Regions from separate parts of the Mus musculus genome. Here regions 2, 3, 4 and 5 are each linked to region 1. The links are chromatin loops, found by intact Hi-C in ENCODE. Cell type or tissue: heart. All regions are shown on one strand.

Region 1 (5,000 bases):
ACTCCATTGTGAGGCTGTCTAAAACAAACAACAACAAACAGACAGACAAAAACTGGGAAAGGGGCAACGACTGGACTCTAAAAAAATAAAAGTAATTAAAAAAAAAAACCCTAAGTCGGCCGTGCAGTGGTGGCGCATGCCTTTAATCCCAGCACTTGGGAGGCAGAGGCAGGCGGAATTCTGAGTTCAAGGCCAGCCTGGTCTACAGAGTGAGTTCAAGGACAGCCAGGGCTACACAGAGAAACCCTGTCTCAAAAAAAAAAAACCCCAAAAACAAACAAACAAACAAACAAACACCCTAAGTAAATGCATAAATATCCATAAAAGTCAGAAGACAAAAAGCAGGGGCTGGGGAGATGGCTCAGTTCTTTAGAGTACTTGTTGCTCTTGCAGGGGACTTGGGTTGGATTCCCAGCACCCACAGAGTGGCTTATAATCAATCACCCATAACTCCAGTTCCAGGGGGTCTGATGCCCTCTTCTGACCTCCATGGGTACCAGGCACTATGTAGTACACACACAGACAGACAGATAGACAAAACACTCATACAGATAAATAATCTTTTTACAAAAGGCAAATCACAAGTTGGGTAGTGGTGTCACACACTTTTAATCCTAGCACTCAGAAGACAGAGAACAGCCTGGTCTACAGAGTGAGTTCCAGGACAACAAGAGCTGCACAGAGAAACCCTGTCTCGAAAAACAAACAAACAAACAAACAAATGGACAGACAAACAGACAAGGCAAAGCACAGTCTAGTGATCCAGTGGAAGTCATCATGCGTCAGTGAGAACTCAGTCTCAGTGTGAGGAGGGATACGGGCAACAGTGATAGTCACACATCGGCAATGAGAAGAGGGACATTCCATTCTGTGTCTTTAAAAAAAAATGCTGTCAATGCCCATGTTATGGGAATAAGGGGGAAGCCTGCAGCAGAGCATAGGGGACAGGCAACAACCAGCTTGTCAGCAAAGACCCTTGGACTCCACTTTTCTGCTTCTAGGAGAGACTTCCTCAGTAGGTGTATATAAACTAATATCACTGTTCTTCAAATGTGAGGGTGCAGCAACATGGGCCCTGGTGTACCACCAGTGGGAACCCCACCAGTGAGAACACCACCCATGGGAACACAGTACTGAACTACTGAAGGAAGTCTGAAGAGCATAATTCCCTTCCAGGCCAACAATTCCACTGCCATGCTCAAGAGAGTGGAGAGCAGGAGTCAGGTAGACATCAGTGTACCCACTTCACAGCAATGCAGTTCACACTGCCTGTCCATGGATGAGTAGATAAAGTGTGAGATGCTGGTGTGTTATGTGTCAGCTGTAAAAAAAACGAAGGAAGGGCCAGGCAGCTGGCCCACAAGTAAAGGCACATGCTCCCAGGCCAAGTTCTATCCCAGAACCCACCTGGTGGAAGGACAGAACTGATTTTTGAAGTTGTTCTCTAACTTGTACACGTGTGTCATACCATAAATGTATGTGTATGTGCGCTATGTATACATAAATAAAGCAATTAAAAATGTTTTGTTGGGGGCTGGTGAAATGGCTCAGTGGGTAAGAGCACCCGACCGCTCTTCCGAAGGTCCGAAGTTCAAATCCCAGCAACCACATGGTGGCTCACAACCATCTGTAACATGATCTGACGCCCTCTTCTGGAGTGTCTGAAGACAGCTACAGTGTACTTACATATAATAAATAAATAAATCTTGAAAAAAAAAATGTTTTGTTGTTGTTGTTTTTAAGGAAAAAGAAGCCAAGCATGATGGAGCGTGCCTGCAATCCCAGAAGCCAGTTGGTACAGACAGAAGGGTCAGAAGTTCAAGGTCATCTTTGTCTTCACTGTGAGTTCAAAGCCAGTCTAAGCTACATGAGCTCCTGTCTCAAAAGAAAGGAGCTGGGCCAATGACATGGCTCAGCAGGTAAAGATGCCAACAACCAGCACAACAACCCGGTCTTGACCTCTGAACCCATAGCGTGGAAGAAGAATACTGACTCCTGTAAGTGGTCCTCTGGCCTCCACATGCACAGCCCCACACTAAACAGATAAACAAACAGTGTGGGCCAGATGAGCTGGCCCAGTGCAAGAGCAAAAGCATTAGCTGTGCAAACCTGGAGACCTGAGCTCAGCCCACAGAATCCATACAAAGGTAGGAGACAATCAAACTCCACCTATCCTCTGACGTCTGAAAATGCACTGTGGCATACACGCACGCGCACATGCACGCACACACATACACCATGGATAGAGCTATATGCAATAATAAGTTTTTGGTTTTCTTTTGGATGTTTTTGGTTGGTTTTGTTTGTTTTTAAGGGTCTTTTTATTTATTTTATTTTATTCATATGAATACACTTGTAGCTGTCTTCAGACACACCAGAAGAGGGCATCGAATCTCATTACAGATGGTTGTGAGCCACCATGTGGTTGCTGGGACTTGGACTCAGGACCTTTGGAAGAGCAGCCGGTGCTCTTTTGCAGAGCAGTCTCTCCAGCCCTGTTTTAAGGATCTTGACAGCTAGGCATGATGAAAGGCTCACACCTTTCATCTTAGAACAGATGGCAGGTGGAGACAGAGGCAGGAGGAGCTCTGTGAATTTGAGGTCAGTATGGTTTGCATAGCAAACTCCAGGACAGCTAGGACTACACAGAGATCCTGTCTCAAGACAACAACAACAACAACACAACAAAGGAGCTTGGAGCTGGGAATATAGATTCCAAGACAAGGTGCCTGCCTAACATTAGTGAGGCCATAGGTTCAATCCCAAGTGCCATGGATGCAGGGGCAGTGTCTTACAGCTCCAACACACAGAAATTGGAGATCTGCACTCTCTGAAATAAATCCGGTGAATACATACACATTAAATCCACACCTGTGTCCACTCTCCAACATACACACCATTTACACCTACACATACACACATATTTACAAGCATACATATGTGCACATGCACACACTCAAGTGCATATGCCAGCCCACCACTGGGCTACTGTTTCCCACTAGTGTTTGCTTGAAAGTGCACAAGGCATTGAACAGCTATCAAGCAAGCCTCTGCCGCCCTCTCGTGGCCACTCTGGTCCCTGCAAGCAGGACGTCTGCACAATAAGGGTGTTGGCTGCATCCAGTATCCAAGAATAGATGGAGCTCTGGGCAGGCCGGCACATTTAGCACATGTGTTCTCACCGCCACACCTGGCCGTAACTTGGGGCATGCTCGATGCAAAAAGCAGAGAGGAGAGGAGATGATCTTCTATACCAGGGTACAGGGGATACTGCTGACAGCCACTGCCCTGTATCATGAACAGCTGACTCTATCTGTAACACTCATGTTATCACCTTCGAGATAGTCATGGGACATGGGGGTACAAAGGTTTTTCCTTCTTTAAGAGAACGACCTTTTGGCTCCAGTAGGAGAAGAAAGCATATCCACCAGCACAACATACCCCAGGCCTTACGTTTTCCCAGGGGACTCCTTCAGCCAGAAGATGTCGTCACTTGTGATTCCATATTCCAGGGCTCCTTTGACCTATGGAGGAAGAGAAGACTCATGTGATAAGATCACCATTGGCATGCCCCTGGGGTTTCTGAAAAAGCAACCCCATTCTGCAGGTTCTGGGGTTCTCTCAATCCATGAGGGGAAGTTTCATGGTTGGATATCTTCAGGTTGTGTCTCTTTGGGGATGGGAGGTGCACATTATGCCCTGGGCTCTTTCCCAAGCATGCACCCCTTCCTGGGAAAGCAGGAGTGGCAGCCTCATCCTCCAAGACAGTCATGCAGCATACAGTATGGAGGGAAGGCTCCCACAGGCATGCAGAGATTTCATGGTTCCTGGTTTTCAAAGGAAACCTCTGCAGACCTTAGCCGACAATAAGTGACCATACATAACAAAAAAGAAATGCCTCATAAAACCAGCTCAGAGAAGTCACCATAGCAATGAGAAGATCCCAGTGGGGAGTCACCAACATGAGTTACTTGAAATATTCTGCTTTTACCAAAAAACCTGAGGTATGTGAAGAAATCAGAAAGTGACTCCAGCTTCAGCTACAGGGAGTAAATATGGTGTAGCCTCTTTGGAAAACAAACTAGTGTCTCTCAAAGGTTAAGCCAAGTGAACTAGTGACCTAGTTCCATTCTTCATAAATACCCAGAAGAAGTTAAAACGAACTCCAGAAAAACACGGGTGCTCACAGCACATCGTGATTCATGAGAGCCACAAAGAGGAAGCAACAAAGGCATTCACCGAGGGGCAGGCGGATTAACAAAAGGCACTAACGCATAAAATGGAATATTACTCAGTCTTTTAAAAGAAGAATCTGATACATGCAGGTATAGGGAGCACATTCTGCTGGTGAGATTAACCAACACAAAGCACATATGTCATATGCATTGGTATGAGGCACCTAGAATCAGAAACCAGGGGAGCTGTCGTAAAGAATCAGCCTGGAATTCTGCAAAGGACCTAGAGATGGAGGGAAGTGGAAGACGCACTGAATGTATTAAACCACTGTGCCTCCCTCCTAAAGGGAATTTCTGCTAAGTGAATTTCATTCAAACTTTTAAGGAGCTGGGTGGCCAGGGTGGATGAAGAGCAAGACTGAAGTCCTGGATGGAGGCCCTGGAGTTCTGAAGTTAGAAAAGGCCGTGGCAATGGAGGCTTGGTGGAAGGAACAGAGGCCAGGTGTGATGCCCGCCACACATTTCAGTCAAAGCTAACTCTGGAGGCTGAAGTGGACAGACATGAATCCCAGGTGATCGGAAGCAGCCCGGACAACACAGAACTAAACACTGAGGAAGAAGGAGAGAGGACACAGGCCTCAGGAGCCTGCGGTGTGGAGTGGCCCTGAGCCACTGCCATGTGGTGTAGATTCAGGGAGGCCTGGAGAAGCAAGAGGAATGAGGGACACAGCAAGCCACTCACTTGTGTGGGGTACCTTGGCCGTCCTCCTGTAGCAATGACAATGTGCTCAGCTGAAAGCAGAGTCTGAGGATAAACAGAGAACC
Region 2 (5,000 bases), 74 kb before region 1:
GACTCATTAGTTCTCTCTGTATTGTTGTGAAACAGGGCCTTATTATGAATCGCTGGCTGGCTGGAACTTCCTATGTAGATCAGGCTGACCTCGAATGTAGAGATCCACCTGCTTCTGTTTCCAAGCGGGCTGATTAGTTCTTTTAAGGATAAATAGATTGATTGATTGATTGATGTATGTGTACACATGTATGCACATGTGTGCCACAGTTCACATGTCAGGGGCAGGGGACAGCATTTGCCTGCATCTTCTATCCCATTGAGACAAGGTCTCTCTTGTTTCTGTTGCTTTGATGAATACCAGAGAGCCGCCCTTCACTTTCCTAAGCAGGTTTCCTGTCTCCATCTCCCATCTCACCATAGGCATGCTGACATTACAAACTCACCACTGCATCTGTGTTCTTGGTTTTGTTACTGTGTTTTCTAACAGGTTCTGGGGCTTGCTTTTGGGTCAGCAGCTGAACCGCCATCTCTTGGTTAGTTCCTACTTTCCTAGTTCCTAAGCCACACAGTCATGCAATGCTTATTTGAAACCTTTGCACCTTGTGGATGTAGGTATTTGTGGTGGCAAACATCTTAAAACTCCTTTTGCTGTGCCCCACATATTTTTTTGAATACTGTTTTTTGGGGTTTTTTGTTGTTCTTTTTGTTGTTTGTTTCTTTATTTTTTCTGAGACAGGATTTTTCTGTGTTGCCCTGGCTGTCCTGGAACTCATTCTGTAGACCCCGAACTCACAGAGAACTCACAGATATCTGCCTGTCTCTGCCTCTCAAGTGCTGCAATTAAAGGTGTGAGCCATCACTGCCTGGCAGTATATTTTCTTTTTCTTTTTTTTCTAAATATTTATTTATTTACTTATTTTATATGAATACACCGTACTGTCTTAGACACACCAGAAGAGGGCATCAGATCCCCATTACAGATGGTTGTGAGCCACCATGTGGTTACTGGGAATTGAACTCAGGACCTCTGGGAGAGCAGTCAGTGCTCTTAACCATTGAGCCATCTCTCCAGACCCCATATTTCTATTTTCATATATCTCAAGAAATTTTCTATATTCCCCTTTTAATTTCTTCATGAACCCATATTGTCTAATTTTCACTTACTTCTATAATTTCCACAGCTCCTCTTGTTGGTTTCTAGTTTTGTGACCAGAAAAGAAATAATTTTGATTTCTAAAAATTCATTGAGATTGTTTTGTGGCCTGCTACATGGCTTACACTGGTGAGTTGCATACACTGAGGAGAGAATGCACTCTACAGAGGCTGCGGGGAACGTTCTGTGTGTGCCAAGCTGTTTGGTCTATTCTATAGTTTAATTCTGCCATTACATTGTTTGTGCCTGCGGAATCTGTCTCCTGGGAAGCTGACATCCCAGCTATTACTGTGTGTAGTGGCTATTCCTGGTTGTCAACTTGACAATATTTGGAATGAACTACAATCCGGAATTGGAAGGCTCACCAGTGACCCTTATCTGGAGGCTTGGAGATCCTTATCTGGATCTTGGTTTGAAGATCTTGAGCCATAGTGGCTATGGATTCCAGAAGATTGAATCTCCGAGTTTAAGGAACACACCTTTAATCTGGGCTACGCCTTTCATCTGGGATTAAAGGTGTGGTGGAACACACCTTTAATCTGGGCTACACCTTCTACTGGAGACAAAATAAGGACATTGGAAGAAGGGAGTCTAGCTCTTGCTCTTGCTCCTTCGCCTGCTTGCTGCGTGAGACTGAGTAACTGCTAGATCCTTGGACTTCCATTCACAGCTGCGACTGAACCATTGTTGGGAATTGGGCTGCCGACTGTAAGTCATCAATAAATTCCTTTACTATCTAGAGACTGTCCATAAGTTCTGTGACTCTAGAGAACCCTGACTAATACACTGTGTAAGATTCTCTCTCTCCCTTTAGACATGGCCACATTTGCTTTATGTATTTGAGTAGTGCTGTATTGGATGCATGCACTATCAATAGATGAACTGAATCTTTTTATCATTATACAACCATCTTCATTTTTTCACAGGCTTTTATTTCTATCTGCGTTAAGTATCTTTTCCTAGTCCTTCGCTTTCATCCTATGACTTTACACAAGAAGCAAGTAGAGAGACTACCTCTTAAAACTTTAAAGAGGGTTTCTTTTCCTCACAGAGAGAGACTTTTTCCTGTAGATGGAAGGTACTCTGTCAGTCTAGCATATTACTAAGTTAAATTTCAAGTGGACACAATAGTGCAGTTTCTTCAGCTGTGATGTTCACTGGTGATATACTTGTTTGTGTTAATGATCTAGCTTGTGGGTGTCTGTGATGCAGCTGTGTGGTACAGCTTTGCCAGGGATAAGTCTGCTGTTGCTTGGCAGACTGCAGAGCCACTGACTGGTGGCTGTGTGGCAGGCTCTCCAGTGGGTGGGGCTGTCAGCCTGAGTTTGTGTACTTGGGGGCACTGTGGGTTGGCAGCTAAGGAGCTGGCTCATAGGGGCAGAGTGAGGCTGCTACTTGGTTGGCTATCAAGACATGCACAAGTGTTCACAGGCATTTCAGGCTTGTGGTTATATGTCAGTTTCCACTCTGTTCCCTGGTGCCATATCAGTTTAGAAGCCAGAGTCTGGACACTTCTGCTAGGTGGATATTTTCAGAAGCTGGGGCTACGGTGGTGCAGTTGATCCTGAGTATGATGGAATAATGGCAGGTCCCCAAGAACAGACACAGAACATCTGCTGTTTTCTAGGGTGGGATGCACTGCACAGGTAGGTTCAGAGTCCAGATGACCATAGATACTTAGGCATAGTGTGTGTGTTTGGGCGGAGGTGGGGGTGTAAAAACATGAGCTCTTAACTATCGCATGACAGGCCTATGAACCCCAGACCACTCTCTGAATATCTCAGGTTCTGTGAGGACCGTGAAAGTCTGTCTACAGAGACAACAGGGACTCTGAGGTCTCCTTGTAAGCAGAAGGTTGCCTTGATCTGAATGGGAGAAGCAGAATACAGCCCTCTCCTCTCTGTGGTTAATGGGTTTGTGTCCCCCAGGGGTCCTGTTGTTTCTACTCGGATGCTCAGTCACTTCCCTACTGCCTTCTTTGTGGAGAGAATGAGTAAAAGGCAAACCGACTATCTTGTCAACATGTCTTCTAGAGGAAAATTTAAAGCATTAAAAGATAGCATTAGGCCTTTAATCCCAGCACTCAGGAAGCAGAGGCAGGAAGATTTCTGAGTTCGAGGCCAGCCTGGTCTACAGAGTGAGTTCCAGGACAGCCAAGGCTACACAGAGAAACCCTGTCTCGAAAAACAAAAAAACAAAACAAAACAAAAAAAAGATAGCATTAGAAGAGAAGATGAGGACCAGCATGACGACTTTGCAGTTAAGGGAACTAGCCACCAAACCTGAGAACCTGAGTTCCATCCCTGGGACCCATACGGTGGAAGGAGAGAGCTGACTGCCATGAGCTGTCTGTCCTCTGACCATGTGTGCACCATGGCATGCACAGGCCTAAATACATATACAAAATTAATAATCTAAGAAAAGTCTTCAAGCCAGGCATGGTAATACATATCTATAATCTCAGTACATGGGAGGCTGATGCAGAAGGATCATGTAAGCTGGAGGATAAACTATAAAGTGAGTTCCAACCTACCCTAAGAACATAGTAAGACCCTGCCTCAGAGAGATATAGGGGAAGAAGCCATCCATAGTCTTCAACTCAAAAGTAGTAACTAAGCTTCCAATTTAGAAAGCCAGAAAAAGTCAGTATAAAACTAAACAGCAGGAGAAAGAAGTAATAGGATTAGAGAGGAAATAAATGAAGAAGAGCACAAGCAGGGAGGAACCACAGAACTGGATGTGGAGACTAAGTAAGATGGGCAACTCTTCCTGGTCAACAGTGCTAAAAACAGAGAAGGAATAAATTAAACATAGACCAAAAGGGCTTATGCTTTAGACAGCAGAACACTGAAAACATGACACTATAAACCACACTTCTACCCCATAAAAAGCACAGCTTAGAGAAGGGCACCTAAGAGCTGCAGCCACTCCTTGAGTGGCTGCACTCTAAGCTCTGTTTTGTTTTGTAGTACTGAGGGTTAAGACCCAGGGCCTATTGCAAGCAGGGCAAACACTCTCCCTGCTGTGCTTTGTGCTACATGTTCTGCTTAAATCCTTGCAAAAACAAAATATACACAGTAATCCAGCTCACTGTGACCATCTGACACAGCTTACCAAATAGAGGAAGACATAACACTAGTTCTGTACAATGTCTTCCAAAAACCAAAACTAACAATAAATAATATTAATGGTAATGTTAGTAATGATTAATAATAATAGCAGCTTTAAATTATTTCCCTAAAACACAAACCAATATTCTTCATGCCTGGTCTACATAGCAAATTCTGGGCTAGCCAAACACACCTAGTCAGACCCCATCTCAAAAAAAAACCAAAAACAAAATAAAACAACAACAATAAAAAGTCCTAAAAAAAATCAGCAAAGAATCCATCATTACAAAAGAATATATGCTACTATCCTACAGTTTATCCCAGGAGTTGGAAACTGATTCAATATTCAAAAGCAAATTGATACTAAACACAAAACACTGAAAAAAATTGCCAAGTCATACTAGCTGACAGAAACTGGGAAAATTCATTATTCACCCATGATTTTTTTTAAAAGATTTATTTATTTATTATATGTAAGTACACTGTAGCTGTGATTTTTAAGAAATGTTCAGGCCAGGCGGAGGTGGCGCACGCCTTTAATCCCAGCACTCAGGAGGCAGAGGCAGGCGGATTTCTGAGTTCCAGGCCAGCCTGGTCTACAAAGTGAGTTCCAGGACAGTCAGGACTACACAGAGAAACCCTGTCTCAAAAAAACCAAAAAAAAAAAAAAAAAAAAAGAAAGGAAGGAAGGAAGAGGAAGGAAGGAAGGAAGGAAGGAAGGAAGGAAGGAAGGAAGAAAGAAAGAAAGAAAGAAAGAAAGAAAGAAAGAAAGAAAGAAAGAAAGAAAGAAAGAAA
Region 3 (5,000 bases), 230 kb before region 1:
ACAACGTACTGCAGCATGAATGTAAAATGTCCCTTCAGGATCTGTTGCTGAGGAATTGGGAGATGGTGGAACCTTTTGGAGGTGGGGCCTAGTTGGAGGACCTTAGGGCTTTGGGGCATGCCTTTTGAGGAGATACTGGGAGGCTGGCCTCTCCTCTCTCTTTGCTTCTGGACCATGAAGTGAATGGCTTCCTTCATTATACATCCTGCTGTGACACTCTGCTTTGATGCAGGCACAGAGCAACAGGGTCAAATGAACATGGACTGGGACCTCAGAAGCTACAAGTCAAAACAAACCTTTAAACTGGTCCTCTTAAGTATTTTGTCACAGAACACACACACACACAGAGACAGACAGACACACCCCACAATGATCTCATTGTTTCAGGAGATCAAGAGTTCATGAGTGAATAACTTCTGCTTTCTTATACAGCACAGAAGGGAAACTATGGTTGACAGCAGCAAGTCATTTGAATGGTATAGTAGAAAGGGTTCTTGAATGTTCCCAACACAAGAAGATGATAATCGTTTGAGGAGTTGAAGGTGCTGGCTACCCTCATCTGATGGGGGTAATTGTGTGTGGAAGCATCACGTTGCATCACAAATACATAAAATTATTGAGTAAAAATTCACATGGGGTTGGAGAGGTGACTCCACGGGTTTCATGGTGCTTGCTGTGAAAGCAAGAGGACATGAGTTCAAATCCCCGGCACCCAAATAAACCAGGGCAGGACCCCATGAGATTTTCTTGGATCGTGGAAGCTTGATGATCAGTCAACCTAGTCAAAACAGCAAGCTTCAGGCTAAGTGAGAGACATACCAACCAACCAACCAACCAACCAATCAAACAAACAAACAAACAAAACAAACAAAGTGGAAAGTGTCAGAGAAAGACACACAGCATCTTTTTCCAGTCTCTGTGTGCAGGTGCAGGCACATGCGTACCATCTCCCAAACACAATAATTCTGAGCCAGGCATGGTAGCACACACCTGTAATCCCAACACTTGGAAGGCCAAGGAGGGAGGATTGCCATGAACTTAAGGTATACTTGGGCTACATGATGATATCTGTCTAAAAATAAAGCAGTTTAAAAAAATTTTAATTGGATGATAATTGAGTTGAATCCTATAGGTAAGTGCTCTACTACCGAGCTATAGCTCCAGCCATCCGTCCCTGTGTCCCAAAAGCCTACAAACCTGTGACCAAGCCTGTGATCTCATCAGCAGGCTCATCTGGCTGAAAATACACCCCCATGTTCTCTGTGCAACACCTGGCAGGGTGTACTTCTTTGGGAAGTTCACGACTTTTGTAACTGCATTCTGGGGATCTGACGCCCTCTTTTGGCCTCTGCAGGCACTGCATCTATGGTGTACATAAGTACATATATCCCAAAACACTCAGGCAAAACACTCATACACGTGACATGAAAATATCTATTTATCTGCTTATCTACCTACCTACCTATCTATCTATCTCTCCTTTTGATTTTTGAGACAGGGTCTCACTCTGTAACTTTGGCTGTCCTGGAAATCACTACATAGACCAAGCTGGCTTTTCCTATAAGATCTCTCTGAGGAGAACATACAGGGGACCTTCACTCAGTCTTAGAGTTTGTCTGTCTGGGTGATAGTGTCTTGAGCAGATTAGTTTTATCCACTGAATAAAGAAGTAAAAGTCAGGAAGAAAATATCAACACTGTGACCCTTCTATCAGGTCAGGTGGGTAAGGACTATTCCAGAAGTTTGTTGTTGTCGTTATCTGTCTCGTCTGTCAGCCAGTCATGGATCTTTCTTGATCTGAGCCCCTCAATAGGATTCCAGATGCTGAGAACCCTGTCTTCCTTTCCTTCGTTTGTGTTGTTTGTTTGTTTGTTTGTTTGTTTGGATAAAGTCCTATGTAGCCCAGGCAGCTGGGACTTAGAGCCTCACACCACTTCCCAACGAAGTACATCTTGCCAGGTGTGGGTCTGGGAACTGAACTCTGGTCCTTCGAGTGCAGCACGTGCTCTTACCCACTGAGCTCCAGCCCACAACATGATATAATTTTTGAAAATTTATGCATCGTTAGTTACAGGAATTTTTGAGCTATGGGTGTCTGAAACTGAAGGTCGCTAGACTCTTGCACTCCAGTCTTCTCTGAAAGCGGCCTTGGGGCGTGCCCAAGCCTGCTTGGCAACTAGGCTCTGCCACCAGGGGGCACTGCTTGCTACCGATCATAGACAAAAATAGCCAAGAAACATTTGTCAAACCAAAGGGCCAGGAGGGAGAGACTTTAACATCACAAAAGACCTCTAATTCAGGTAACACCACAGACCCCTCCATCTGTCCAACTAATGGTCCCGGGAACACCCAGGTGCCTACCCTTCGGAAGCTTTAAGAGGTAACCCAAACCCTCTACTGTGAGCACCAGGAGGCTGTCAACTCTACAAACAGGGCAGTATGCTGTCCTAGAAAGCTGTGGGGAGACCAGACTCATTCGCTGCTGTGGTTTGGGTGTGGTCTGTCCTCTAAAAAGTTACATGTTGACAACTTGATTCCCAATGTGGAGATGTGGAACAAAAAATTCAACCACTAAATAGAAACTATTAACCCCCTGAATCAATACAGTTCTCGAGTGAGCCCAGTCAGCCCAGTGATTTCACCTTCCACATGCTGCTCCGGGATGTAATGTGGCAGGGAGGCTCTCACCAGGCCCAGAATCGTGCTGTGTAGACGTTCAGCCTCCTAGTGGTGAGCTACATTAGCCTCTTTTGACGTCGGTCCAGGCATGGTGGAGCGAGCACTCCTTAAATCCAGAACTGGTCAAGGCAGAGGCAGCAGATCTCTGTGAGTTTGAGGCCAGCTTGGCCTACAAAGTGAATCCAGAATAGCCAAGGTTCTGTTACACAGAAAAACCCTGACTCAAAAAACAAAACCAAAAGAATTTATTTATTATTGTTGTGTTTATATGAGTATGGACACATGTGTGCGATGCCAAAGTACCTTGTATGGCATAGAAGCCAACTTTCTTTTTTTTTTAATTTTTATTAGGTATTTTCTTCATTTACATTTCCAGTGCTATCCCAAAAGTCCCCCATAACCCCCCCCCCCACTCCCCTACCCACCCACTCCCACTTCTTGACCCTGGCGTTCCCCTGTACTGAAGGAGCCAACTTTCAAGATCTGGTTTTCTCTTTACACTGTGGGTTACAGAGCTCAAACTTGAGTCTCCATGCTTGCACAGAAAACATTTGTATCCATTGAGTCTGCTAAATATGTATATATGTAATTTTTTTCTGTGAGTGCTTCATTATGGTACCAAGACCCAGACTAGAAGCTGGGAAAGTAGAGTAGTACAGAAGGTGCTTACCTTATGAGCATGCAGACTTGAGTTTGAATGACTCCAAACCAAAGTAAAAAGCCAGGCGTGGGGACACACATCTATAAAGGAGCGTTAGGGCAGGGACAGGAGCAGAATCCCTGAACTTACTGGCAAGATACTCTGTCTCAAAAGCAGTAGATCTCCTGAGGACAGTACCAAAGGTTGATCTCTGTCCTCCACTTGCACCCACACATACACTTGCATGTGCATTCCCACACGTTCATACACATGTGCACACACATACATGTATTTTTAAGACTGACATTACAACTTGATATGCCCTGTTTCTGGGGTGAGAAATGTCAGAGAGGTCAGAGTGAGTCTTGTGGCAAGAAGCCACTCCAGCGAGGAAGTAGTCATCAGAAGCCACGGTTGAGTTACCTTACCCCAATAAATGTGGGGGCTCTCCTATGGGGTATAAATGGAGACTCTGGGAATCTGGACTTTACTTTGAAGTTGCAGTACCAGAAACACACATACACACACAAATACACATACACACACACATACACATATATACAGACACTCATACACACATACACATACATACACTCACACATATGCACACACATGCACACATACATGCATACATACACACTTACAATTTTTTAATGGAGCAGAAAGAAGTATTTGAAGTGATAACTGGTTTTTTTAATATTTATTTATTATTATACATAAGTACACTGTAGCTATATTCAGATGTGTCAGAAGAGGGCGTCAGATCTCATTACGGATGGTTGTGAGCCACCATGTGGTTGCTAGGATTTGAACTCAGGACCTTCAGAAGAGCAGGCAGTGCTTTTACCCACTGAGCCATCTCACCAGCCCCAATAACTGTGTTTTGACCTTGACTATGGTAGTGGCTCATGGGCACACACAGTCAGTCCTTGCTATCCTCTGGGGACTGGAGTGAGAAATGATTTTTTTTCTATCAAAGCTGGTTAGCCCAACAGGGGCCCCTATTTCCTGAACCTATGTTCCTTTCCTTTTGTGCCAAGTATCCAATCTTATTAGCTTATGGAATCAACCTCCCATGAGTGAGATGAGATATGTCAGGGATAAAAGACAGAGGTCATTTTGGCAGGTATATTCGCTAACCTGGTTTGGATAATGGGGCATCCTTTCTGGAAAAAAGTAATTTGCTTTGCCAAATTATTTTTGCTTGGTTTGTGTATTCCTTTGTGTGATATCAAGATTTTTCTCAACAGTTGAGTCAGGACTCCTTGAAAATACCCAACCCCACAGATGTTGCACTTTCTTTGAAATGACAGTGTTTGCAGAGAAACCTCCACATCTACCCTCTGGTGTCTTTGGACCCTTTTTTTCCCACTTAGAACAACTGACACTGTGTGTCTACAGTGGCTGGATTGTTAATGGAACAGCAGGAAAATGTCTGCAAGGTTCAGTATAGAAACAGTCCTATAAATCTCAATGCAGAACTGTGTATATGAGGGCCAACTATATGCACACATGTTGAAACTATGCAAGTCTGACAATGTGAGTTCAAACCCCACATCTGCAAAGGAAGACGAGAACTAGCTTCTGAAAGTTGTCCTCTGGCCTCTCTACGTGCACATAAAGTACACACCTCGGTGTCTGTCTCTGCATCTGTCTCTCTCAATAATAAATAAACAAAAGG
Region 4 (5,000 bases), 350 kb before region 1:
AGCGTGAGGCCAGCCTGTCCTATAGAGTGACTTCCCTGATAGCCCGAGCTAAACAGAGACATCCTGTCTCGGAGAGAGAGAGACAAGAGTGCTTCTAGGTGCTTCACATTTGAGCTTCTCTGGACTACTGTCTGCTTCACAACCATAGTGGTCTAAAGTATCTAGTCAGCCAGGAGATCCAGAGAAACCAAACATGCTCCACAGTGCAGCTAAGCTAGAATGTTGGGTGAATTAGATGTATTGAATGCTGCTTGTTTTGTCTTGTTTCTGCAGTGTTAGGTAAACCCATCCTAGGTCAAGGGCACAGGTGCTCCTTTCAGAGGCAGTTGTCAGGGTAGCCCCTCAGGCTGTGTAGCAGCTACCCTTTTGTTCATCATCAAAATGTCGTTAAGAGCAGCTCAGAGAAGGCAGATTTGTTTCCCAGCACCTACATCCTAGCTCATAGCCGTCCATGGATTCAGGTCCAGAGTATCTGCCCCTTCCTCTGACCTGTAGGTACCAGGCACATACATGGTGCACAGACACATTCAGGCAAAGCGCTCACACATAAAATAAAGCAAATCTTTAAAAAGACTGATTAGGCTGGGTGTGGTGGCTGTTTTGGTTGGATTACTAATGCTGTGATGAAACACTATGACCAAAGAAAGCATCGTTGGGAGGAGAGGGTTTATTTTCAGCTTCCACTTCCAGGTAATGATCCCTCTCTGAGTGAAGTCAGGGTAAAAGCTCAAACCAGGGCAGGACCCTGTAGGCTGGGGCTGATGCAGAGGATGTGGAGGAATGCTGCTTACTGGCTTCCTCCTCCTGGTTTGTTCAACCTGCTTTCTTGTAAAGCCCAGGACTGCTAGACCAGAGATGGCACCACCCACTATGGGCGGGGCCTTCCCCATCAATCACTAATTAAGAAAATGCCCTATAGGCTTGCTTACAACCTAAACTTATGGAAGCATTTTCTTATTTGAGGTTCCCTCCTCTCTGATGATTTCAGCTTGTGTCAACTTGACATAAAACTAGCCAATACAGTGGCACACACCTTTAATTCCAGCATTTGGGAGGCAAAAGCAGGAAGATCTCTGAGTTTAAGGCCTGACTGGTCTACCTAGCGAGTTCAAGGCCATCCAGGGCTACATAATGTGACACTCTCTAAGTAACAAATAAATAAATATGTATTAATCTCTGTGCAAGAAGATTAAACTATGGGATTACAGTAGCACCTGGCTCTGTTAACACTGGCCAGGATTTAGGGCCTTCAGTAGCTGTAGAAGATATATGGTTCTTTTTTTGGGGGAGGGGGTTGGTTTTTTGAGATGGTGTTTCTTCTCTGTGTAGCCCTGGCTGTCTTGGAACTCACTTTGTAGACCAGGCTAGCCTCGAACTCAGAAATCTGCCTGCCTCTGCCTCCGCCTCCCGAGTGCTGGGATTAAAGGTGTGCACCACCATGCTTGGCTTAGATATATGGTTCTTAACACATTAATTTGATGTAGGATTTTTGTCTGATTGTTTATGATAATGCAAAAGTGATGTAGCTCAGTACAAATCAAATTTGTTTCAGTAAAAACACTGTAGTTAGTCTTCAGCTTTGGCCCTTAGATCTTGGACTCTTGGTAGTATATTTCCTATGTCTCGTTTATAGTTGAAGGTTTACCATCCTTTGGTTCTCTGCTCAGCCCTTGCAGTGGATAGAGAGGGAACTAATACTCTCTCAGAAATGACACCTGACTTCTCCAGATCCCTTGAAAATTTTCTCCCTGGAGGAAATCCGCATCTCATGCTAAGTCTGCTGGTCAGACACCCACTGTCTTCACAGTCTCTCACCAAACTCAGACCTCCCACTCTATCCATGTGACCAGAACCAGAGCCCTTCCTCATCTGGGTCTGAGGCTGCCTCCATGCAGGAAGAATATGGATGTAGGGTGGACAGTCAGGCCACAGGGCCTCCTGACCTGTTTTCATGATAGCTTTGAGCATCGCCTGAGATGTGCAGCCTTCCTTGCACAGTGCTATGCCTGGGCTTCCCACTGGGTGGCACTTTGTTTCCATCCTTCATGTGCTACATGATTAAACACAAAGATGCAGATGACATTAGATAGCAGAGACTGATGTTTGGGGTCAGCGGAATTACTCTGTCATCTTTCCCTCACTCTGATGGGGACTTTTTTTCTCACATGCTGAATAGCTTGAATACCCTGATCTGCAGGACTTCACTGGGCTCCTTGGCTTGGAGCCGTCCCACTGTCCCCACTGTGTGGCCCCTTCTGTAACTTAGTTGCTTTTGGCTTCAGGCTTTTTTGTTTTCCTTGCAGTCGGCCATGGTGATGTTTGACCTGGCGTGGATGATGTCCAAGGACCTGAATGACATGCTGTGGTATGTAGCGCACATACACACACAAACATGGAAATCCTGCTAAAGCATCTTGGGAGTCCTGCCACCAGCTAAAGTCACTGTCACATGGACAGTCCAGTGTTTCCATGAGGAATGTTAGGTGCAGCCCCTCTCTGGGATGACTTATAAGCCTCGTTTTCCAAGGGTTAAGTATGAGGCTGGGGGACGGTCATTGAGGACAGTGGGGCTCCAGGTCAGCTCCTGTCTCTGCACTCTTGATGCTTACTTAGCCTCATGCCCAGCAGGTACAGTAAGTGGAGGTTTGAGTGAGATCGACCTTGGTCGGCATTCTTGCAGCCCTGGCACTGGTACAATCCAACTCAGAATTGTCCCTTTCTGCAATTTCCCTGTCAGACTGTAACCAGGGCCTTGAGCACACAGACCAGTGAGCCTCCCAGTCACTGTCAACTTGATTGATTTTGAAAGAGGATCTGGTCTTTATAAATGAGAACCATGTAATTCTGGCTTGGCTCTGCCTCCTTGGCCCCTTGTGGTCCTCGTTTTCTCTGCAAGCAGTACACCAAGGTCCTTCAGGTCTGATCACCATTACATTGGGCTGCAGAGAATCCGGACAGGTTAGGACTTTGCCCTGCCATTGTCCAGGTGTAAAGATGCCCATCTTTTGGCCCCACTCAGCTCTTATTCCTATGCTATGCCTGTACTTATTCCTAACTGGCCACTTGCGGAAACAACTGCTCCCAGCCAGGTTGGTTAGTGCTAAATAATTAGTTGCTTTGGTATTCAAGCTAAATTGGTTTCCTCCTAGATCCAATAGCGACCGGTCTTAACAGGAATCACGGAGGCCTGGTCCTGGGTGTGTGCAGTGTACCTTTAATAGGATGCTTTCTTTACTGGATGGATTCCCTTGTGCTTTCTTGTCTAACTTGTGATGAGTCCTTTAGGTCACTTGTTTACACTGGTGGCTTCTCTCTGACCTAAGTATAGTTTATGTCCACCCAAGCTTTGACCTAGAGCTGGAAGACTGACCTTGTGTTTCTTCCAGTATCTCAGGGAAAACTTTCCCTAAGATTTCCCCATTTTTTTAAAGATGGAAGGCGCAAATGTCAACATTTCAAAATTACAGTAGAAAAGAAGCCCAAGATAATTATTCACAAATTGGTGGCAGGGCACAGTGAGTTTTGGGGCCATGCTAACAGGACACTCCTGGACTGTCCATCAAGTCACTTGGCTCCAGGACACATAACTTACCGAGTCCAGGCACCTTGTAGCTTTACCGCATCATCTGCTTTCCTTCCAGGTGGGCCATTGTTGGACTGACAGACCAGTGGGTGCATGACAAGATCACTCAGTAAGTGATGGCCTCCGTTTGAGGGTAGCTCTGTGCTCTGTGCATGTGGCAGCCCCTGAGTCAGCACAAGGACATGGGAAGCAGTATCAGTGAGAAGGAGGAGGGTGGCTCTTCTTACCTGGGCTCTTGGCCTTAGGACCTTTGCTTATGGCCTAGCTTGGCCTCCTTACAGCCTGAGAAGTCCCCTGGGTGGAGCCAGCAGCAGCTGTGGCCTAGAGACAGGTACTAAGATGTAGCCTGTGCACACTGGAGGTTAGGGGAGAGATGGATGCAGGTAGGGAAGGAAGGAAGGGAAGAGAAGAAGGCCTAGGGCTCCTGTCAGGGGGGTGAGTTTGTTCACAAAACAAGAGACTTACAAGAGGGTTGGCAAGGCGCAGAGTCTCGGATCCTCTGTGAGTGTGGCAGGCTCCCCTTCTGTGGACTCTGTGAACTGGGAAGGAGGCAGAGCTTTGAACAGGCAAACAGAGTCTCTCATTGTCTCGCTTGGGACTGGGACACGGTCCAACGTCTTGTGGTTATCAAGTAGGACTTGTAAGAGAGTGAAAAGGCCAGGCCTGAGCCCACAGGAGGGTCCCTACTCACTGCCTTCCACTTTTCACCTCAGTCCTTGTGCGTCTGCAGAAGGCCCCACAATGTATTAGGCCCTCTGCGTGGTCAGAAGTTTAAAAACTCAAAACTCAAGCTCTGGTCAGACTTCTGTTGCCTGGATCGCCACATTGATTCAGCCTCCAGCCTTGCTGGGCCTCAGACCCTTCTCTGAATGGATGGGGGTGTGGGTGAGATAGTTTAGTTTAGGAGCAAGAGCGACTGTGCTCTTATGGAGGACTCGAGTTCAGTTCTTAGTTCAGCACCCGTGTTGAAAGGCTTACAACCTCCCATAAGTCCAGCTACAAGGGTTCTGATACCTTCTGACCTCCAGGCACCCACCCACACATGAACACAAACAAATTTAAAAAAAATAAATTTATTGTTTAAAAAGATGGCATGGGACAGGCATATAGGTGACATAAAATCTAGAAATGACAGTACATGTAACATGGGGGACATATCCTGCTCTTGGCCTCAGGGTAGACCTTCTTGTTACCATCCCAGTTGGTGGCCCACTGAGACCTGGAGCAGGACCTGCCTACCCCATCTGCACTTGCTGGCATTATGTGTGCTAGTCTGGACTCCGTATGTGGATTATTGTTCCAGGGTCTAATTGACTGTGTGGGCTAGACACCTGGCTAGCCCCCTGGGTGCTGTTTTCCAAGGGTATCTCAGTACCTAAAGATGGGGCATAGCCTGGCCAGAGAGCACCCTGCCCAA
Region 5 (5,000 bases), 55 kb before region 1:
TAACTTCTTCGAGATCCTGGCAGAAGAGTTCATAATCGCCAGGCAAGGTACCTATTTCGGTAGGGAGCGAGCCAGGCCCAAGCCAGGCCTATCAGTCAACTGAGGTTCTCACAGACAGAGCTGAGATTGTCCTAATAGTGTTCACAGTGGAAGACATACAATCACCCAGCTGAGCCAAAAAAGCAGTCTAGTAGTCGTGGAGAGCCATCGAAGGTTCCAGGTTGGAGCCAGGAACCCAGTGGAAGTCTGTCCTGAGTGGCCAAGGGTCTGGTATGCATCCAGCTGGAGGGCTCCTTTCTGCAGGCTTACTGGCAGCAGAGTCATTAATTCCACTGTTCCACTCCACGGTGATGCATACACATGTGGGGTTCCCACAGGAGGGCCTCTCAGACCAGGAATCCGCCAAGGGATCATGTCGTGAAGTCCCATCGTCTGCTGCCAAGGATGTGCGTTGGTGAAACTGGCTGCCATCTGGACAGGGTTGCCAGGGCTCTGCCAATGGTACCTGCCACGAAGCCTGCCAGGAGCGAAGGAAGGACGGGCCCATAGAAGACCTGGTGTGGACAGAAGAGGCAGGCACAGCACAATAGGCCAAGAAGCAGCTGGGCAGGGTGTGGCAGAATGCCATTCCAGGTAAATGTCGAGGACCAGGGGAGCTGAGGCAGTGAGAGTCGAGGGACTGTCAGATGCAGGCCATCATCCAAGGAAATCTGTCCAAAAACAAGGTAAGGAAGAGCAGGGACCAGGCTCAACCATCACCTCTGACTGGCAGGAGGAGGCAGCGGGCAGAAAACCCTAAGGGACCCGACTAACTGCTCTGAATTGGGGGAGGGACCAGAGGCTGGCCCTGGAGTTTGGAAATAAGACAAATGCTGCCTACAACTTCCAAGGTGTAATGACAGATGTTGTCAATCCAGATCAGAACATCAGGGAATTTTGGGGCAATGACAGCAGCAACTGTCATTTGTCCCATTTGTACTGAATGCTGACCACACACCACCCACAAATTGGGTACTATTATCATTGGCAAGAAGAACGGCAAAGTGATGTGTATGCAGTCACACACCAACTAGTAAATGATAGTAGAGGAACAGAACCTGGCTGCAGAGACGAGCTTAGCCACAGATCACTTTGAAGGTTACGGACTACCCTTCTACTACTTCAGAGTGGAGTGAGTGGGCTCTGGCTGCCTCAGCACTGTAAACTAATAAGAACAGAGCACACCAAAACACCCCTGCACACACAGCACCAGGCACACCTGGCAGACAGAGGCATTACAAAACTGTCTTGCTTATCTGTCTCCTCCTGCTCCCAGCATTTCCAGAGAGACCACCTGCAGGCAAAGCTACCCAATCCTGAGCACCTGTCCCTCGTCTTCATCCCAGTCAATAGCCAAGCACCCTCACCTCCACAAGTGAAATTCTGATTCCACTTGGAGGCCTCCTCCTGTGACCTCCAGCACACAGGCTGAGCCTGGAAAGTGCCTTCTGTGGTTGGATCTATCTGTATTCCAAGCTATGGTCACCAGAGGCCAGGCAAGGAAGGAGGACAAGGAACCCACCTGGACTCTCACACTCTGCTCCAATCTCTCTAGGGAGGGAAGCCCACCACTTGGAGAGCTCCTCTCAACTCTCTTCATCCCTATACACCTAGCCCAATTCTCCGCAACTCTCTCCTAGGAGCACCAAGTTCTGCACATGCCTTCACACCTGGCTTTCCATGTGTTTACCCCAAATCCAGAGTCAGTTTCTCCAAAAAGGCATAGCAAGGTTCATCTTTCACCAGCACCTCCCAACTGGCTTGTAACACTCAGCTGTCAGCACCCCCAGTACCTACTTCTACCACCCAAGCATTTCAGAACATCTCTGGTAGACCCTTGACTCACACCTGAAAGCCCAGCCCTTGACCTGGGATTCCCACCATAATTATCAGCCAGACCCAGTCTCTCAGTGAGTAATTCCCACAAGCCAGGCCCCACTCCCCAAAGTTAGGCTGCCCACAAACACCATGTTGCATGCCCAGAGCCCATGTGCCACCAAGACCTCTTGCCCCAACTTCGAACCTTAGATTTTATCTGCCTACCTGAGTGCCCCTGACAACCTAGGAAAAGAGCCCCTACCCCTGCGCGAGCAGTCAACTTCTGCTGCTTCCTTACTGAGATAGTCACTAGCTTTTTGAGCTTCATGATCATCCATCCCATGCTGAGGTCTCATGCCCTCAGCATGCCTGTCTGTTGAATTCTCTCGCTTCTCTCCGCCTTCCCTGCCTGGCACTAGGTAATTTCGTTCCTTTTCCCGGGCTGGACAACAATCTAGAAGAAGACGCAGGGCCGCGGCGCACGGTACTCTTCCTCCGAAGTTCTCTGCTCCCGAGACCCAGGAGACCCGGGAACAGAACATGCCCAAAGCCACCATGTGAGTGGAGGACAGACTACCTGCACCGCCCGCCCGCCAGAAACGCCATGCAGGACATTCAGCTCTTAAGCTCCGGGACAACTAAGTCCACCTACCTAGGACTGCGCCAGGAGGGGCCGCCAGGATCAGAGGCTCCGCTGGAGAACACCAGGCAGAGGGGCTTCTTCCGAGGGCAGGATCCCACCGCCACCTGCAAAGGGAAGAGCGAGATCAGGTGAGCGGGGACGGGACTCTTCAAGACAGGGCCCCTACGCCGGCTCCCCACCTCACGCCTCCACACAGACCCCGCCGCGAAGATCCGAGCCTAACGCAACCGGACCCGAGGGTCTTGCTGCCACCTCGTCGGCCACGCCCCCTCGGCGTGCGCGGCCACCCCCGACGTACCGGCTCTGGCGCTCCGCACGCCCCAAGTTAGCCTTCCCGCGGGGCTGCGCGCGCACGTTCGGCCCACCGCGCCTGCGCCGTAAACAGCGAGGCCTCCATCTCGCAGAGGGTCACACCGCGCCAGCGCGCCAGCGCGGAGGCTGATGGGAGCGCGCGCACCGTACTAAGTGGAGAGGCCCGGTGCGCAGGTGCTGGGTGGTCCTGGGTCCCACTGGAGCAGGCAGGGGGCGGTTCTCATGCGTTGTGAGTCCTGGAGGACTACCCAGAGCCGGCTTGGGTCTAAAGGCTAAGGGCGTCATCAGGCCTCCGGTACTGAGTGGCTGCTGAGCCTTCGGGCCTGGGGAGTATTTCTCTCTGAGTGGCAAGTGTCTGTCTTTTTGTGTGTGTTTTGTCCCTCCTCTTCAATGCCTAGCAGCTACAGGCAAGCAAGCTAGCGCGCTACGCAGCACTGTCACTTTAGAGAGGCCAGGAAATGAGCCTGTGTGCCCCTCACATGCATATGCATGGCTTGTCCCTGTAGCTCCTCTGTGTTCTTGTAGTGTCATCCATCCCACAACCAGGACATGTGTTTAGATGGGTCTTGGACCACGAACAGAAGGCTTTGCTGCATCCCATCTGAAAGCAAGCACACACATGACACACCACCTCCCTGTTTTCCCTGCTCTGATGACTCCTTTCATGAAAGATCTCTGAAATGTTATCTGCATTTACACCCAAACGCACTGGCTTTGATCCTTGAAAGGGGAATCAAAGATCACATTGTACCTTCCAAGGGTCTGTGGGCCTTTCAGTAGCTCGGGCCAAAAGCAATAAAAGTGGCACCCAGCCAGGAAACACCTCCTTGAAGTGTGAATGAAACTTAGCTTTTTTTTTTTTTTTTTCAGTTGTATCTTTTCTAATTGACCTGATAATTTAAACTTCCTCCCTTAAGGGAAGGGTTGTTTCTGTGAATTCCAATCACCCTCAGGCCCAAGCAGCTTTAGCCAGTTAATAGTGAACAGCAGGCTTGTGCAAAAGACTACCCAACTGTCGGCCTTTTTCCAAACTGCCTTTTGGGGGTTTTCTTGTTTTTTTTTTTTTTTTTTGGTTTTTCGAGACAGGGTTTCTCTGTGTAGCCTTGGTTGTCCTGGAACTCACTTTTTAGACCAGGCTGCCCTCGAACTCAGAAATCCACCTGCCTCTGCCTCCCAAATGCTGGGATTAAAGGTGTGCGCCACGCCCGGCCACCTTTTGGGTTTTATTTTAGGGCATCACCTCAAATGTCCACGACAAAAGTTAACATAGTAACCATTGTAAAGCATACAGTTCAGTAGTAATATTAATAAATGTATTCTCGAGGCTGTGCAACTATTGCCACCATATCCAAAACTATTTCATCACACTAGAAACTATCCATTAAGCACTGACTCCTCGTCTCCAAACCCTGAGCTCCCACCATTTGCAGTCTGAATTTGACTGTGTACCCCATGTAATTGGTGCTCATGAAATGTCCATTTGTGAATGTATTTAATTTCATATATTTTCAGGGTTCATCCATGCTGTAGTATGTACCTGAATTGCCTTCTTTTTAAGTGCTGACTGAGAGACTGGAGAGAAGGCACTGACGGCTCCTGCGTAGAACCTCAGTCTGTTTGCCAGCACCTACACTGTGGCTCACAAATATCCATAACTCCACTTCCAATGTATGATTTTTTTCTAGTTTCCGGTCACTAAGCACATACAGAGCTCACATATTACATGCATGCAGAAGCACTCATCCATATAAAAATAAACATTGGTTTTTTTTTTTGTTTTGTTTTGTTTTTCGAGACAGGGTTTCTCTGTATAGCCCTGGCTGTCCTGGACCTCACTTTGTAGACCAGGCTGGCCTCGAACTCAGAAATGAGCCTGCCTCTGCCTCCCGAGTGCTGGGATTAAAGGCGTGCGCCACCACGCCCGGCATAAACATTGTTTTAAGCCAGTCTTTAATCCAGAACTCAGGAGGCAGAAGCAAGTGGATTTCTATGAATTCCAGACCAGCTTGGTCTATATACTCAGGCATCTGTATCAAAACCACCTGTAGTGGCTATTCCTGGTTGTCAACTTGACTATATCTGGAATGAACTACAATTCAGAATTGGAAGGCTCACCAGTGACCCTAATCTGGAGGCTGGGAGATAGAAGTTTCTGATCTGGATCTTGATATGGAGATCTTGAGGCATA

The links. Hi-C counts contacts between places; a loop is a spot of excess contacts. Peaks named below come from ENCODE experiments on the same cell type or tissue, not always from the same donor. Only the 100,000 strongest peaks of a DNase experiment are listed, where the experiment ranks them.
Region 2: a loop joins it to region 1, with 2.4 times the contacts of the local background. A loop is called at or near these places in 10 of 42 quality-filtered maps.
Region 3: a loop joins it to region 1, with 8 times the contacts of the local background. A loop is called at or near these places in 4 of 42 quality-filtered maps.
Region 4: it touches region 1 in a loop (2.4-fold over the local background); 6 of 42 quality-filtered maps call a loop at or near these places.
Region 5: it touches region 1 in a loop (2.9-fold over the local background); 10 of 42 quality-filtered maps call a loop at or near these places.

The regions. Positions count from the first base shown.
Region 1 is chr16:18,441,728-18,446,727 of GRCm38, reverse strand. It overlaps Txnrd2 (thioredoxin reductase 2), which reads right to left. Exons shown (of 18, transcript NM_013711.3): 7 at 4,918-4,980; 8 at 3,454-3,524. Among named protein-coding and RNA genes, the nearest start is that of Comt, 18 kb to the right of the region's middle. In heart, no CTCF peak of the experiment used is centred here; a DNase peak (open chromatin) is centred at 3,077; H3K27me3 peaks cover 56 bases.
Region 2 is chr16:18,515,717-18,520,716 of GRCm38, reverse strand. All of the region lies in intron 2 of Gnb1l (guanine nucleotide binding protein (G protein), beta polypeptide 1-like), which reads right to left. Among named protein-coding and RNA genes, the nearest start is that of Gnb1l, 20 kb to the right of the region's middle. In heart, a CTCF peak has its summit at 2,388; no DNase peak of the experiment used is centred here.
Region 3 is chr16:18,675,660-18,680,659 of GRCm38, reverse strand. No RefSeq gene overlaps it. Among named protein-coding and RNA genes, the nearest start is that of Gm41429, 19 kb to the left of the region's middle. In heart, CTCF peaks have their summits at 1,347 (motif pointing left) and 2,180 (motif pointing right); no DNase peak of the experiment used is centred here.
Region 4 is chr16:18,796,041-18,801,040 of GRCm38, reverse strand. Cdc45 (cell division cycle 45) reads left to right here. Exons shown (of 19, transcript NM_001358206.1): 8 at 2,304-2,365; 9 at 3,642-3,692. It overlaps Gm52240 (a long non-coding RNA gene), which reads right to left. Exons shown (of 3, transcript XR_003951899.1): 2 at 4,049-4,122; 3 at 3,413-3,747. Among named protein-coding and RNA genes, the nearest start is that of Gm52240, 2.6 kb to the right of the region's middle. In heart, a CTCF peak has its summit at 2,012; a DNase peak (open chromatin) is centred at 1,989.
Region 5 is chr16:18,496,650-18,501,649 of GRCm38, reverse strand. Gnb1l (guanine nucleotide binding protein (G protein), beta polypeptide 1-like) reads right to left here and starts at 2,937. Exons shown (of 8, transcript NM_001081682.2): 1 at 2,799-2,937; 2 at 2,510-2,604. In heart, no CTCF peak of the experiment used is centred here; a DNase peak (open chromatin) is centred at 2,859; H3K4me3 peaks cover 2,293 bases; H3K27ac peaks cover 1,823 bases.